4 separate regions of the Homo sapiens genome follow, and regions 2, 3 and 4 are each linked to region 1. The links are chromatin contacts, found by Hi-C in ENCODE. All regions are on one chromosome and are shown on one strand. Each heading gives the region's core, a stretch centred on a gene start or an enhancer-like site at or near the end of the contact. The rest is flanking DNA. Distances are from core to core; before and after follow the strand shown. Region 1 has its middle 27 kb from the start of LINC00298. Region 2 has its middle 110 kb from the start of LINC01814. Region 3 holds the start of LINC01871 (long intergenic non-protein coding RNA 1871). Region 4 has its middle 80 kb from the start of LINC00299.

The links. Hi-C counts contacts between places; a loop is a spot of excess contacts on that map. Pooled maps may share reads with other maps.
Region 2: a map of CD4-positive, alpha-beta memory T cell shows a loop between it and region 1 (2.6-fold over the local background). The contact joins two enhancer-like sites. A Hi-C loop is called at or near these places in 2 of 168 maps with a recorded cell type or tissue (CD4-positive, alpha-beta memory T cell and GM12878) and 4 of 50 pooled maps.
Region 3: a map of PC-3 shows a loop between it and region 1 (26-fold over the local background). The contact joins the promoter of LINC01871 here to the enhancer-like site in region 1. A Hi-C loop is called at or near these places in 2 of 168 maps with a recorded cell type or tissue (GM12878 and PC-3) and 5 of 50 pooled maps.
Region 4: a loop to region 1 is called in a map of GM12878, with 11 times the contacts of the local background. The contact joins two enhancer-like sites. A Hi-C loop is called at or near these places in 2 of 168 maps with a recorded cell type or tissue (GM12878 and gastrocnemius medialis), 5 of 37 single-sample maps with no recorded cell type and 6 of 50 pooled maps.

The regions. Positions count from the first base shown.
Region 1 is chr2:8,002,400-8,005,762 of GRCh38, forward strand. No RefSeq gene overlaps it. Among named protein-coding and RNA genes, the nearest start is that of LINC00298, 27 kb to the left of the region's middle. Within about 2 kb of position 1,397, at least 14 of the 41 ENCODE cell types and tissues checked have a DNase peak (open chromatin) inside an H3K27ac peak, as active enhancers do.
Region 2 is chr2:8,471,309-8,474,671 of GRCh38, forward strand. No RefSeq gene overlaps it. Among named protein-coding and RNA genes, the nearest start is that of LINC01814, 110 kb to the right of the region's middle. Within about 2 kb of position 1,468, at least 6 of the 41 ENCODE cell types and tissues checked have a DNase peak (open chromatin) inside an H3K27ac peak, as active enhancers do.
Region 3 is chr2:7,724,476-7,727,946 of GRCh38, forward strand. It overlaps LINC01871 (long intergenic non-protein coding RNA 1871), which reads left to right and starts at 1,304. Exons shown (of 2, transcript NR_183384.1): 1 at 1,304-1,378.
Region 4 is chr2:8,407,027-8,410,443 of GRCh38, forward strand. No RefSeq gene overlaps it. Among named protein-coding and RNA genes, the nearest start is that of LINC00299, 80 kb to the left of the region's middle. Within about 2 kb of position 1,890, at least 6 of the 41 ENCODE cell types and tissues checked have a DNase peak (open chromatin) inside an H3K27ac peak, as active enhancers do.

The sequences.
Region 1 (3,363 bases), core at 147-2,646:
AAACCAGAAAATACCATGGTCACACAGTACCAACAGGTATTCCCAATTTTAAAAGAGAAAACTACACTTTTTATTGTTATTTATTTATACAATTACAAGCATCAACAAACATTTCTGTAAAGAACCAGAGGATACATATTTCAGGCTTGGATGCAGATCCACAGTTTCTGTCTGTGGGCTGCAGGCCGTGGTTTGCCAACCACAGTATAATAAAATAGACTTTCAAAAGAAACTTATAATTTCTCAAACACTTTTGTTTGCTGGGTAGACATCCAAATAATTCTTTTTGCAAGAAATTGATTTAGGTATCATTTTATTGCAGATATAACTGATTAGACACATATGCAAATAACTGTAAACAGTGTGATTTAGCCTCCTTGTGAGGGAAATACACTAAGAACCCATTGCTGTTAACGCATAGACCAATGCATGTGTATTAAGAATCTCTCAAATCTCAAAATTGACGTTTCAGGGGAGCCTCAACTCCCAGGGGGCTCAGCCTCATTCTATAGAAGTCACCAACCCATTATCAAAGCCTCACGCTAGTATCATTTTATAAAAATAGACAAGAGAAAACAAGATCCCACATGGGAAATGCTGCCGCCACAAGAATGTGATCGCCTCTGTCTCTGTTACCTTCTATCTAAAAGCAGATATTGCTGTGGGATCTTTTTCAAAAACTTCTCATTTCACATGAATGTTTCCCCCAAGCGCCCTCTATTTTCAGCAAATCTCAAGGATGTTTTGCTTGCCTTGGGTCAAAGAATCACTCTGACTTGTGTAAATGAAACATTGACCAGGAAAAAGGGAACTGATTTTTATTTGTCGCTTTAAGGCAGACATTGAACTAGACCTTTTGTCTTTATTCAGGTTTGTATCCTGCCCAACAACTTATTGCGGTCATCACTCTTCCCCTGAATTTATAGATAATGAATTTGAGCCTCAAAGACTTTCCAGGCCACACATCTGGTGTAACAGCTGGGTATAAGATTTAAACCCAAATCATATATTCCAAGGTATATATCTGTTTTACCCCATCAGATTTTTTCTTTCTTACGCTTAGTGCTTTTATCAGAGCTCCTCTCCCATCCAAAGCAACCCCTTATCTCTGAAGCAGAATCACTGTCTGCAGGTTTCACATTAACGTGGATTCCTCCTTCCCTTCTTCTCCAGCAAAGCATCCTGAGTAGAGGGGGCTCGCAGAAGGAAGCAGAAGAGGCGCTCCTCTGGTGGCTCTCCAAAGTGCACAGAGCTGGGATATGGCAGGGATGGGGGAGGCTGGGGGACCAGGGGGTCAGGCAGCTGAAACTGATGAGGCAGCCCACCAGCTATGTCAACAGAGCAGGGCGCCGGAGTGTTGGAGCCCTGGGGCTGATGGAGCCCTGGGCTGCGAGCCTGCCCACAGAGCCGCCAAGTCTAGACTCCAGATGTGTGTTCACCGCTACCCAGCCAAGTCAGATCCAGCGGGTAAATATTCCTACCAGATGACAGTGGGCTCAGTTACAGCAGTGATGACAAAAGACAAAAATAGGAACAGAGTGAATACCAGGCACTGCTGCTGCTCCTTGGGGGAGACAAACACACACTCACACACACACGTGCACACACACACTACATACCTCTCCAAGACGCTATTACGGCAGTAAATCGTATATGTTCTTATATTTTCTTGCTAAGTCGAAATAGTTCCAAGATGAATTGAAGGCTATTTAAGTAAATTAAACACTTAAAATGAGCTGAAATTGGGTGCATGAAAAGGACACAAGCAATTTACCTTCTGATTTTTAATCTTTTGAGAGATAGAGAGCTGAGAAAAAGACAGAAAGCAAGTTTTTAAGAAATTGTTTTAGAATACAGAGCAATGAAATGTTCATTTGTTTGGAGAGTTGAGAGTTGCACAATTTTAAAGAGACTCAAGATAAAACTGCATAATAAAAATCTAAAAATAGATCTGTCTTCCAGCTTTCTTCAGGCCAAATGTTTATCACTATCTCCCACACCAGCCCTACCCAGAGAGTCATCAACTGTGTCACCTCGATTACAGCTAGTTCTGATGACGTCATAGGCTGATTTCAAAATGTGGCTTTCAAAATCTGCCTCGAGCAATTGCAGGGAAAGAACATAGGTTTTCAATAATTCCCGAGTTGTAATATCTCTTTGCTTAAAATATACTGACACCTGGTAGGAGGTAAGGTTTCACTTCCTTGTGAAATTACAGCCTTCCATATATCAGAGACAGCAGCTGAAAATGAATGAAATGCTAGAATTTTTTATGAACTCCCTCACTCCATTCACAGTATCCCAGGAGACATTTAGGTAATATTATAGACATCGACACTTTCACTGTTCTCTTACTTTACTTCTTGAGAGGATAGGATTTTATTTGGGGGGAAAATAGACCCAGAACTGGAGTCTAGATCATCCCCTTTAGATTAAAAAAAAGGGTGACCCCTGACAACCAGGGAAGGCAATTACTACTGACCAATTAACCACCACTTTCCAGACACTTCACTTACTTTATCCCCTGTAATTTTCACAAGCAGCCCGAGAAGTTAAGTATATTATAGAATAAACAATTTCCACAGAGTCACAGAGATGGTCCGTACAGAGCTGGGATTTGAACTCATTCTGCCTGAATCCAAATGGAAATCTAACATATGCTGGGGAAAGGATCTGGGTAGAATGACAGGCTCCAGTGATACTGACCACGCCATCTTCTGGATAAAAATGCATTCTTTTCTTTTCTTTCTTTCTTTTTTCTTTTTTTTCTTTTATTTGAGACAGGTTGTTGCTTATTGCTCTGTTTCCCAGGAGTGCAGTGGTACAATCGTAGTTCACTGCAGCCTCCAACTCCTGGGCTCAAACAGTCCTCCCAGCTCAGCCTCCCCAGTAGCTGGGACTGCAAATGTGAGCCACTGTGTCTCTTAAAACTTTATTTATTTATTTATTTATTTATTTTATTTTATTTTTTTTTTTTTGAGACGGAGTCTCGCTCTGTCGCCCAGGCCGGACTGCGGACTGCAGTGGCGCGATCTCGGCTCACTGCAAGCTCCGCCTCCCGGGTTCACGCCATTCTCCTGCCTCAGCCTCCCGAGTAGCTGGGACTACAGGCGCCCGCCACCGCGCCCGGCTAATTTTTTGTATTTTTAGTAGAGACGGGGTTTCACCTTGTTAGCCAGGATGGTCTCGATCTCCTGACCTCATGATCCACCCACCTCGGCCTCCCAAAGTGCTGGGATTACAGGCGTGAGCCACCGCGCCCGGCCTTTATTTTTATCTATTGTGTGTGCGTGTGCGTGTGTGTGGAGACGAGGTCTCGCTATGTTGCCCAGGCTGGTCTTCAACTCCTGGCCTCAAGTGATC
Region 2 (3,363 bases), core at 218-2,717, 470 kb after region 1:
GATTTAACCTCTCAGCTCCTCAGTTTCTCCATCTGTAAAAGTAAAGGAGGTCAGGTTGGATGATCTCTAAGCTCCCTTCCATCTCTGTTCATTGGTGATTCTCAGTGCATGAACATTTTTAAGGATCACTGGAAGGGAGTATAACATAAATAATCAATTTAGTGAAAACACATACATTCCAATGAAATGCAAATTTCTTTAAGATGACTATAGCAGTAGTGTAAAGTGAGTCTGGGTGATAGCATGGAAGTCATCCCTATACCACCTGCAAAGGGACTGCCCTCAGGGAAAAATAACTGAGTAGTAAAGGAAAAGGAAGTGATGCTATTTTATCATGTCGACTTCCAGGTATATTGTTTTAAGCTATTTGATGTTTTGGCTTTTATGGTAGGAAAAAACATCTACCTGTAGAATGTTCAAATGAGTTGTCCATTTTCACGTGCACATTACAAACCAGAAGAACATTTATCATATAAGGTAATGGAAGCCTGTTTATGTAAGCTTGTTATGTTCAAGGCAACAAATTCAGAGTGTGTAGGCTGTACGTACAATGCAGTTTTTAAATCTGCTTACATTAAAAATTCTTTCTTTTCTGACATCTTCTGGTTCCTTTTTTCCTTATCACAAGGTTTCCTGAGCTGGGCTCCATAGACATTAAGAGACTTCTGGATGCACCTCAGAGGTGCCCTCAGCCCCCTAAAGTTGTGGGGCATATGCACTCTTTCATAGTGGCTTTCATCTGATTTTCAAAGGGACCCTTGCCCCGCAAAGTGGCCTCTGATTATGCTTCTCGTTCATAGGCAGGGGAGAAAAATTTCCCAACAAGACCTGTATATGGATAAGCCACCTAGCAGAAAGAATCTCAATTCTGGATCAGAGAGACCTGGGTTCACGTCAATTTGCCAGCTGAACTCTACTTTTGGACAAGTTAATTAAATACTGTGATTCTGAGCTGCCTCCTTTCTGTAAAATGTGGGTGATAGCATTTGTCTAGTTTACGAGTTACTGTGAGGATGAAATTATTTGCTCTCTGTAAGCCCCAGCACACCATTTGTGCTCAATGGCTGGTAGACCCCTCAACACTAAGGAAAACCAGAGCTGCCTCCCCAGGGTAGCTCCCAGCTCACCAGCACATCCTGCAGAGCTGTAAGACTAAAATGCAAGCACAACTCAGTCAACTAAACCTCACTGAAATCAATGTTTCTTTGCCTTCACAAGTTCGATTTCTCCTCAAGATGGTTTCTATGCAGTCCCCGTGAGAGTTGACTGAGAATCACCATACACCAGATGTCTAATCCCCAGGTTCCAACACCTCCCTCATGCAGCCACTATAAGAGGAAAAATGGCTTCCACACCCACCCAAAATCTTCGCTGCAATGCTGTTTTGTCCTTCCACCTTGGCCAATAAAGCCACTTCCTTGTGCTTGAGGCACCTCAGTATCCCACTTCTACTTCTTTCTTGACTTTCATTTCTTATACCTTGTCTTGAGCCACATCCTCTGTGCTAGAAACAGCTCCCACTTCCTGCTGGCCCAGCACCTCTGAGCACTTCCTCTCCATGGCTATACTCTTTCAGGAGTTTCTACACCCATATCACTGGGGGCTGTTTCTAAACCCTCCTCCGGTTGGGAAAGTGGAAAGTTGGTAAGTTCCCTGTAAAATATGCTGTGTGCTAGAGACCAGGAGGCCTGTCCAGTTCCCTATGTCCAATATGGGACAGCTCAGAACCTCTCATTCCCACCTCTAAGCAAAAGCAAGAGTTTTCATGTGAGTTTCTGAAACTTGGCACTTAATGCTGTTGTTCTCATGGTGTTGAGATAAGGAATACGGGTCAGTGTATGAACTCCAGCTTCCCCACTAACCGGCCTGCGATCTTGAGCCCTTAACCTCTGTGAGCCTCAATCTATTAAGTAGATAAGACGCAGTCTGTATTCAGATGACAATTACAAGGTTGGTATTAGATTCTATGGTCAGGCAAGACAAGGCCTGCAGGAGGGAGGAAAAGGGGGATTCTTCCTGGCTGAGGTAAGGAGGAAGGGAACATCAGAGCTGAGCCCTTCCAATTCCCATAAGCCCTATAAAGTTAGATTTATGTAATAAGTTTATTATAGAAGAATAATAGTAACCATTTATGGAATACCTACTTGGCAACAAGTGCTAAATATGCCTTGTTCCTTACCCTGGCAACATGGACCTTCGTGTTCCCATTTTGCAGATGTGGAGTATGAGGCTGAGAGGTACATGACTTCCCTCCAAAGCCTGGTGGAACCAAGTCTGTCTGGAGGCCCTACCACTGCCACACACCTTCCTGGTGTTATTTGTAGCTCTAGAAGAAGAGAAGGACTCTAAGGTCAAAGGTGTTAGAGGTATTGTAATGAGATGATGAACCAGGAGGCCTCTGGCATTCCCTCTCCCTCTCCTAAGATGGTCCTTCTTTACAGACATGGGCAGAACTAAAGCCTTGGAAAGAGCCTAAGCAGACAAGCAGCCAGGGAAAAGGGCACCCAGGTCCTGGCTGGCACCAGCCTGGCTATGGAGTCCTCCCCACAGGAAAAAGATGCCGATGTCAAGAAACTCAAGCTTAAGTCAGTAACAGCACCCTGATGGCCTTGGTCACTTCCTCAGGGCACCTGGACACACCCCAAGGCCTTACAGAATTTCAAATTTGGTTCAATGGCAGTGTCTGATTTTCTAGACTTACAAATCTGTAGATTATCCAGAAGAGCAACCAAAGTGCAATTATTTTTATGGTGGTCTCTGCTGTAAGACATTTTGCAAATTCAGAGTCCTATGCTTCAGAATGAAAGCTCTTCCCAAACTCCAGGGTCAATGGATTAAAGGAATGGATCTGGCTCTTGGCAGTGCCTGGGATGGCCAACATGCAAGCTCCCTAACCCCTTACCTCCTCCCTAACCCCTCACCTGTGTTACAGGTGAGACAGCCCTGTCGGTTCTCCTAGGGAAGGGGAGATGCATCAAACTGATGACAGCTACAGAGTGCTGAGACACGGAGTGGACATGGACACCAAGATGGCCGTAGGAGCTGCTGATGAAGCAGTGCCCGAAGTGACTGCTATTAGGAATAGCACAGAACGAGTTTCTTCATCACCTCCTTCGAGAGGGTGCCGTGATGGAACAGACGTAATTTTCACCCTCAGCTGGGGTGGACACCCTGCTATACAGTGATTAGCTCTGTGATCTTGAAGAGGTCATTTCAATTCTTGGCCCTTTGTTTCCTCATCTGTAAAATAGGGTTGACAACGTCCACCTTACAAAGGTTTCATAAGAATTAAAGGAGAGGGCTGGGCACAGTTGCTGACACCTGTAATCCCAGCACTTTGGGAGGCCAAATAGGGCAGATCAC
Region 3 (3,471 bases), core at 54-2,553, 280 kb before region 1:
GAGATCCGTGTATACAGTACAGTCAGCTGACAAGAGGGCTCTCAATCGTGGCCACATATTTGAATCACCTGGGGAGCTGTTAAAACCCATGACACTAGGTCACAACCTAGACAAATGAAATCGGAATCCCTGGAGGGTGAGACCCAGGCATCAAGAAGGATTTAAGATCTCTGCAAGATTCAAATAGGCAGCCAAAGTTGAGAACAGCTGGCTTAAAGAGATTACGAGACTTTGTTACAGTATCTCAGCACGGATTACATTTCAATTTAGTTCTTTGCTATTATTCTTATCCTCTGAAATGTTTACACCACACGACGGCCTATCACTGGCTCTGAATTTTATATCATAATCACATAATAGGTTCCTCACTTAAGTTGTAGACATAGGCAAAACTTTTCTTGTTTTTGATGTAAGATAAAGGGAGAGAATGACTGGAGCAAAACAAAAATAAGATAATACAAAATAAGTCATGGGGTGGCATCACATTTTAAGAGTCTTCATTTATGACAAAAGCACAAGCTTATTTGTTGGGGACATAACTTTTGCCATTTTTCCTACCTTGACTGTTTAAGCTCGCAGCAATTTTATAGCTCGCTGTACAGGCTAAGGCTTTTGGTGCCTTTCTTTTTTAAGCTGTGTCAAAATACCTTTAAGGAAAAAAGATGATTTGAAAGGTATAAACCCAACGAAAGTAATAGCACAGTTACAGTTTTTGTGTTTGGGCAGATTTTAAGACATTTCTATGTATTTTTCTGACACAATGGATCCTAAGGACTGCCGTAGACGTAGATTAGTCTGATTTTAGGCCATTGCTTTGCAGCATTATGCAGTTTTTATCTGAAAGACGTTTCAAGAGGGGGAGCTAGTTAGCTAATTAATTAGAGATTGTGACTTAAATTTTTCAGACAAGAGATACTTTCCGAGTTTAAGGAGAACCCGAAGAAAGCTGCGTTTCTGTATCCGTGCCATGGGAAGTCTCCTGTCCTGTTTCCACTCTGCCTTCTCCATAAAGCAGGCTGATTATCAGGGCCCTCACACAAGCCCAGCGTGGTAGCTGATTAAGGCTTGACAAGCAAAAAGCAAACAGGATTTCTAATCATGTGTCTCATAGAAATGGAGCCACAAAAACCCAAAGAATTGCCATTACACCCCAAGTCATGCAATTTAGAGCAACTCAGGAAATAGGTGCACACAAGCAAACCATGTGGTTAAAGCCTTTGGAACTGGTTTGAGCAAAGCTGTAGGTGATTTGACAAAATCATCTGCAAAACCAGATTTCTAACACCTCCCTGCTGTGTATCTCATTTCTGCTGATGTGTGGTGCTTCATAAGATGGGGACGTTAAGCATGCAGCAACTACAGTCATTTGTTCTCAGAGGTGAGTGTTGCAGTTATTTTTATTACTTTTTCTCTTCTTTACTCTATTCCTTGCCTCTCGCCAGACATTCCTTAAACCACCTATCAACTCTCCCCTCACAGTCTTCCTTTTCTGTCTGCATTCTTTTTTTGAACCCAAATCTAACTTAGCTGCTTTTGTGGTTTTTCTATTCACTTTGTCAATTTCTCCCTTGGTTAGAAAATAAATTCCTGTGCACACTCACACCTATGCAAGGGCTGCTCTCAGACATAGCAGGAGGCCAACTTCAGCCTCAGCCTCTTGAGCAAACATTCCCAAGAGGGAAGAGCAACATGGGTGTGTGTGTGTGTGTGTGTGTGTATTGTGTTTATTTGTATGAAATGTCAATAGGGCATACTAATAGCTTGTGAACAAGTATCTATATCAAGATAGACAACCCCAATACATTCGACATGTTGAATATTTAACATGAATCACACATTTCTTGTGAATTGTGAGCAATATAGTTGTACTTATGTGTATAGATATGTGTACATTTATACATGTATATATATAAGGTACTCTCTATAGAGTACCTTATAGCTTACAAAGTGATTTCAAGTACATTTTCTCACTTGACCTAGAAGAGAGAATAAGTAGAATGTGCACATCTTACTCCACAGGGAACCCCTCTTGGAGGCCGGTCTCAGAGCTAAGGTGATAAATGGGGCCAAGAACAGTGGCTGATGCCTGTAATCCCAGCACTTTGGAGGCCGAAGTGGGTGGATCACCCGAGGTCAGGAGTTCGAGACCAGCCTGACCAACATGGTGAAACCCTGTCTCTACTAAAAATATAAAAGTTAGCCAGGCATGGTGGTGGGCACCTGTAATCCCAGCTACTCGGGAGGCTGAGGCAGGAGAATTGCTTGAACCCGGGAGGCAGAGGTTACACTGAGCCAAGATCACACTCCAGCCTGGAGGACAGAGCGAGACTCTGTCTCAGAAAAAAAAAAAAAAAAAAAGATGGTAGATGGAGTGTGACAGTTTGTGTTGGCATTTTGGCTTGGCAGAATTAAAGCCTAAAGTGCAGGGCCAAAAAGAGCCAGATTTGCAGCCTAGCTTCACCACTCCCTAACCATATTGCACTTGGGCATGTTCCTTAATCTCTCTATGTCTCTGAAACAAGAGGAAAAATCTCTTAGAGTTATTTGTGCAGAGTGAGCTACGATGTGTAAAATGATAGCCATTATAGCATGCACGTGAGCATGTACTATTAAACATAAGCAATCATTTGTGAAGCATGTTGAGATGCACATTGTCTAGCACCCCTGAGCCACCTTGGCTGTCCCGTAGCAGTCCCCAAGAGTCCTTTTCTAACATGGTTATGCCAGAATAATTTGGTTAGTTCAGGTGGGGTGAGCACAGTGGGGCAGGAACTGTGTCTAGTGGTTGCTGGGCAGTTTTGCACCTGGAGCTAGCACAGTCAGTTTTGTTGCACAAATGTGTGCCAAGCACTTTTCATAGGTCAGAAGCTAGAGAATAGTGTGCTTGTAAGCAAGCAATGAGAAATAAGATGGGAGCTCTTATTGGGGTTCCCTAGCTTCACCATCTTCAGTAACTTCCATCTTTGGTTCTGGCGGGCTTTTCTGAAGGACAGAACAGAAGCCCATGATAAAGGTGGGGTTGAGAATTCAAAAGAGATCTTTAGAAGTAGAACAGGGCCAGGGCCCATGTTAAGATTGAACTTTAAGGCCAGGCACGGTGGGCTCACACTTGTAATCCAGGAACTTTGGGAGGCCAAGGTGGGAGAATTGCTTGAGGCCAGGAGTTCAGGACCAGCCTGGACATCATAGTGACCCCCTATCTCTGCTAAAATAAAAATTTAAAAAAATTAGCCAGGCATGGTGGTGCACATCCATAGTCCCAGCTACACAGGAGACTGAAGAGAAAGGATCACTTGAGCCCAAGAAGTTGAGGCTATAGTGAGTTGTGATCATGCCACTGCACTCCAGCCTGGGGGACAGAGCAAGACACTGTCTCCAGAGACAGAGAGAGAGAGAGAGAAATGAAACTTTGGGAAGGAATGAGAGTGATCACCAGGTAGTGCTTCTGAGGAAGCTTGCTCTGATGGAGCT
Region 4 (3,417 bases), core at 640-3,139, 410 kb after region 1:
AGATCTGAACCACACAGAGCCCCAGCTTGGTGCTCCGTCTCCCCGGCCATGTGAGGACACAGCCCTCTTGAACTTCTAAACTGCCCCTCAGGAAGCAGAGCAGCATGGAAACGGTGTGAAAACCAAGCCAGCCTTTCCATTCACCAGGGGTTTTCATTCCTATTCCATATACTGGACAAAGTCACCCACAGAGCAGCTGAATTACTTCCTGGTCTTTCTTGAAGTATTTCAGTTCTCAGGCAGACCCGGGGCATACAAAGTTGTGTCCAAAATCATCACTCTACCTCCAGGTTTCTCTGTAACCAGCAATTTACTAAAAGTACTTCCTGGGCCTCAAGGTGGGAACTTTATGAGCTTCAGATTCTGTACCTTCCAGTCTAACCAAAGTTATACGTGATCATTAATTTCATGTTTCAACTTGACTGGGCTACAAGATACCCAGATAGTTGGTAAAACAGTATTTCTGGGTTGCCTGGTACAGCGTTTCCAGAAGAGATTAGCATTTGAATCAGTGTACTGAGTAAGGAACACCAATCCTCATCAATGTGAGTGTCATCATCTATCCAATGAATAGAGTAAAAGGTGAAGGAAGGGTGAGTTCACTCCCTCTGCTTGAGCTGGGACATCCTTCTACTCTTGCCTCCTGACATTGAAACTTCTCGTTCTCTGGCCTTCAGACTTGAACTAAATTCCCCACCAGCTTTCATGGTTCCCCAGCTTGCAAAGGGCAGGTCACAGGACGTCTGGACCTCCACAACCCTGGGAGCCATTAACATTGTAAACCTCCCACGTGTCTATCTCTATATGTCCTACAGGTTACGTTTCGCTTAGAGAACCCTGACTAATACTGTATACTTCCCAATGCCTACTTTAATCCTCAAAAGAAAGCTGAATCTGATTCACACAGTTTTATTCAATAAAGATCTCGATGACAATGTCAATTCAGGTGATTGGAACAGTTAAAACTGAGCCAAAATGCTGTGTGACACTAAAAATCCAGAAAAATTTACAGAAAAAAAGTTATTTGTTATTATTTATTTATATTTATTTTATTTTATTTTTGAGATGGAGTATCACTTCCATTGCACAGCTGGAGTGCAGTGGCACAATCTCCGCTCACCGCAACCTCCACCTCCTGGGTTCAAGCGATTCTCCTTCCTCAACCTCCCCAATAGCTGGGATTACAGGCTTGTGCCACCACGCCCAGCTAATTTTTTTGTATTTTTAGTAGAGACAGGGTTTCACCATGTTGGCCAGGCTGGTCTCAAACTCCTGACCTCAGGTGATCCACCCACCTCAGCTTCTCAAAGTGCTAGGATTACAGCTGTGAGCCACTGCGCCCGACCAGCAAAAAGTTATTCTTACTCTGTTTTTCAATGCTACTCTATACCAAGCTGTAATGGGTATACATACATAGATTATAAAGCAATGAGACCCCTTGTTTATGTCCCACAGTGATGCCCAAGTTATCTGCGATATGCTATATTCATTGGTTAATGTGAGTACTTGGGGAGTTTCTAATATAACCTTTAATGTGTGTGAACAAATTGCCAATAAATCCCAGAATAGACTTTAAGAAGTCAGCATGATTTTTCCCTGTTAGATATCATCTTTAAAAAGGGTAGGAGAAAGTTGTCTGGAAAAAAAAAAAAAAAAAAACTTCAGCATGTAAATTAATTTTAAAATGGGCATGGTAGTTTTACATTTTGAAGATAAGAAGATTAACCAGAAGGAACTGAGAGAGAAAATTATCAAACCTGAATGGGGAAAAATGCCTGAAAAAATATAGCTGTGAAGAGAGCTGAGTCATTTGTGATAGAATTTTAAGGCCCTGCAAAAGTCCCGAACATGGTCACAAGTGGTTTACATAAATCCATGTGCCCTCTTCTTCGAGCCAATCAACTGCTCTCCAGCCCTGCGGCGAGTGGCATCGCTAGGATGAGTCAATGACACTGTCACACAGTAGAAAACACAGCCTCCTTCCATCTCCATGATGTGCTTTCTCACAACTTCATTAAACTGAACCAGAAATCACATCAGACAACATGGAAGAGTCATGGGATGACTTTTGACATGAGATTGAGAGACAGGTGGGTGAGACTTCAAGAAAAATGACACAAAGATAAGACAGTTTCAGATTCAAGATGATCTTACACTTCTGAAAACCCAAACATCAACGTCTTAGGGCCAGAAAGTAAAACTTCTAATGAATAGGATGTGAAAGTCGCCAGGCAGACTCCTTGCATTTCACCATGACACTAAATGAAAGCACAGAAAGTCCAGAAGCTAAATGAATGTGTAAGATTTCTCAGACAAGATCTCTGGGGTCGCTCTAATTATAACACCCAAATGTTGTTAGCAACAATAGAAAGAGCAATTTAGATATGTGATTTGGTGATTGTTTAAAATACATTTGGGGCTCTTTTGAGAGTTCTGAAATTTCCATAGCAGCTGCGTACTTCAGACCTGGTGGCATTTGGGGAAACACTTGTCAAATCCATACTTGGAGCCCAGGCTGCCTGGTGAAAACGGATTTTTTTCCCTATTGTTAAGTGAAAATTCCATGAGCAAAATATTCTTACATTGTGCCCAGTAGAAATGTACCTTTCCACTGAAAATATTACCCTAATGAGCTTGCTTGTAATGTTCACACTGGAAATAACAGAAACATGCAGGCCCTCCCTGTCTTTTTCTCTTCTATGACCTTCTCCTCCACTTTACTGACAGAGTATGAGTAAGCTGGCAGAAAATCAACAGGGACAAAGGGAACTACTGGCCTCTTGGTTACAGAGGGCCCTTTCGATACCATCCTACATCTACAATACACCACCAGTTTCCTCCTCCATGATGTGACGTTCTTTAAGGAATAGTTTAGAAGGGCCTGACTTAGAACTATGCCAACAGCTCTTGGCACCACTTATTTGCAGACTCTGGCCCAACTGGCTGAAATCAGTCTTTGCTAATTTATCAGCCAGCACAGGTCTCAGCTGCAGTTTTCAGCTTTGATCAAAGCTGAAGCCCATATCATCGTAACATCATGTGTGAGTCTGGGTCTGGATCAGCAGTGGCTGGGAAGACTAAGGAGAAGCACAGAAGGGACCCAGAGTATGGCTGGGCCACCTGCTCCCCTCATTAGGATGGGATGAAATAGTGCAGCTGATTGGCCCAGGGAGAAGGGGGTGTGGGCTGGAGATGGAACAGAGGAGGGTTAGAGAGGGGCTCCCAGGAGGCTGGAATTCTATCTCACCGGCTGCCATCTATTAACCTTGACTAAAGACCTGGCACTGGCCTTGGCACTTACAGATGGTTAGGAACCCAGCCCTCGAGGACTCAGAGACCAGAGACCGCTAGTTCTAATATAGGTCAGACCTGTAAATGCATGAATGGGGAAGAAATAATCAACAATGGGACTACAGA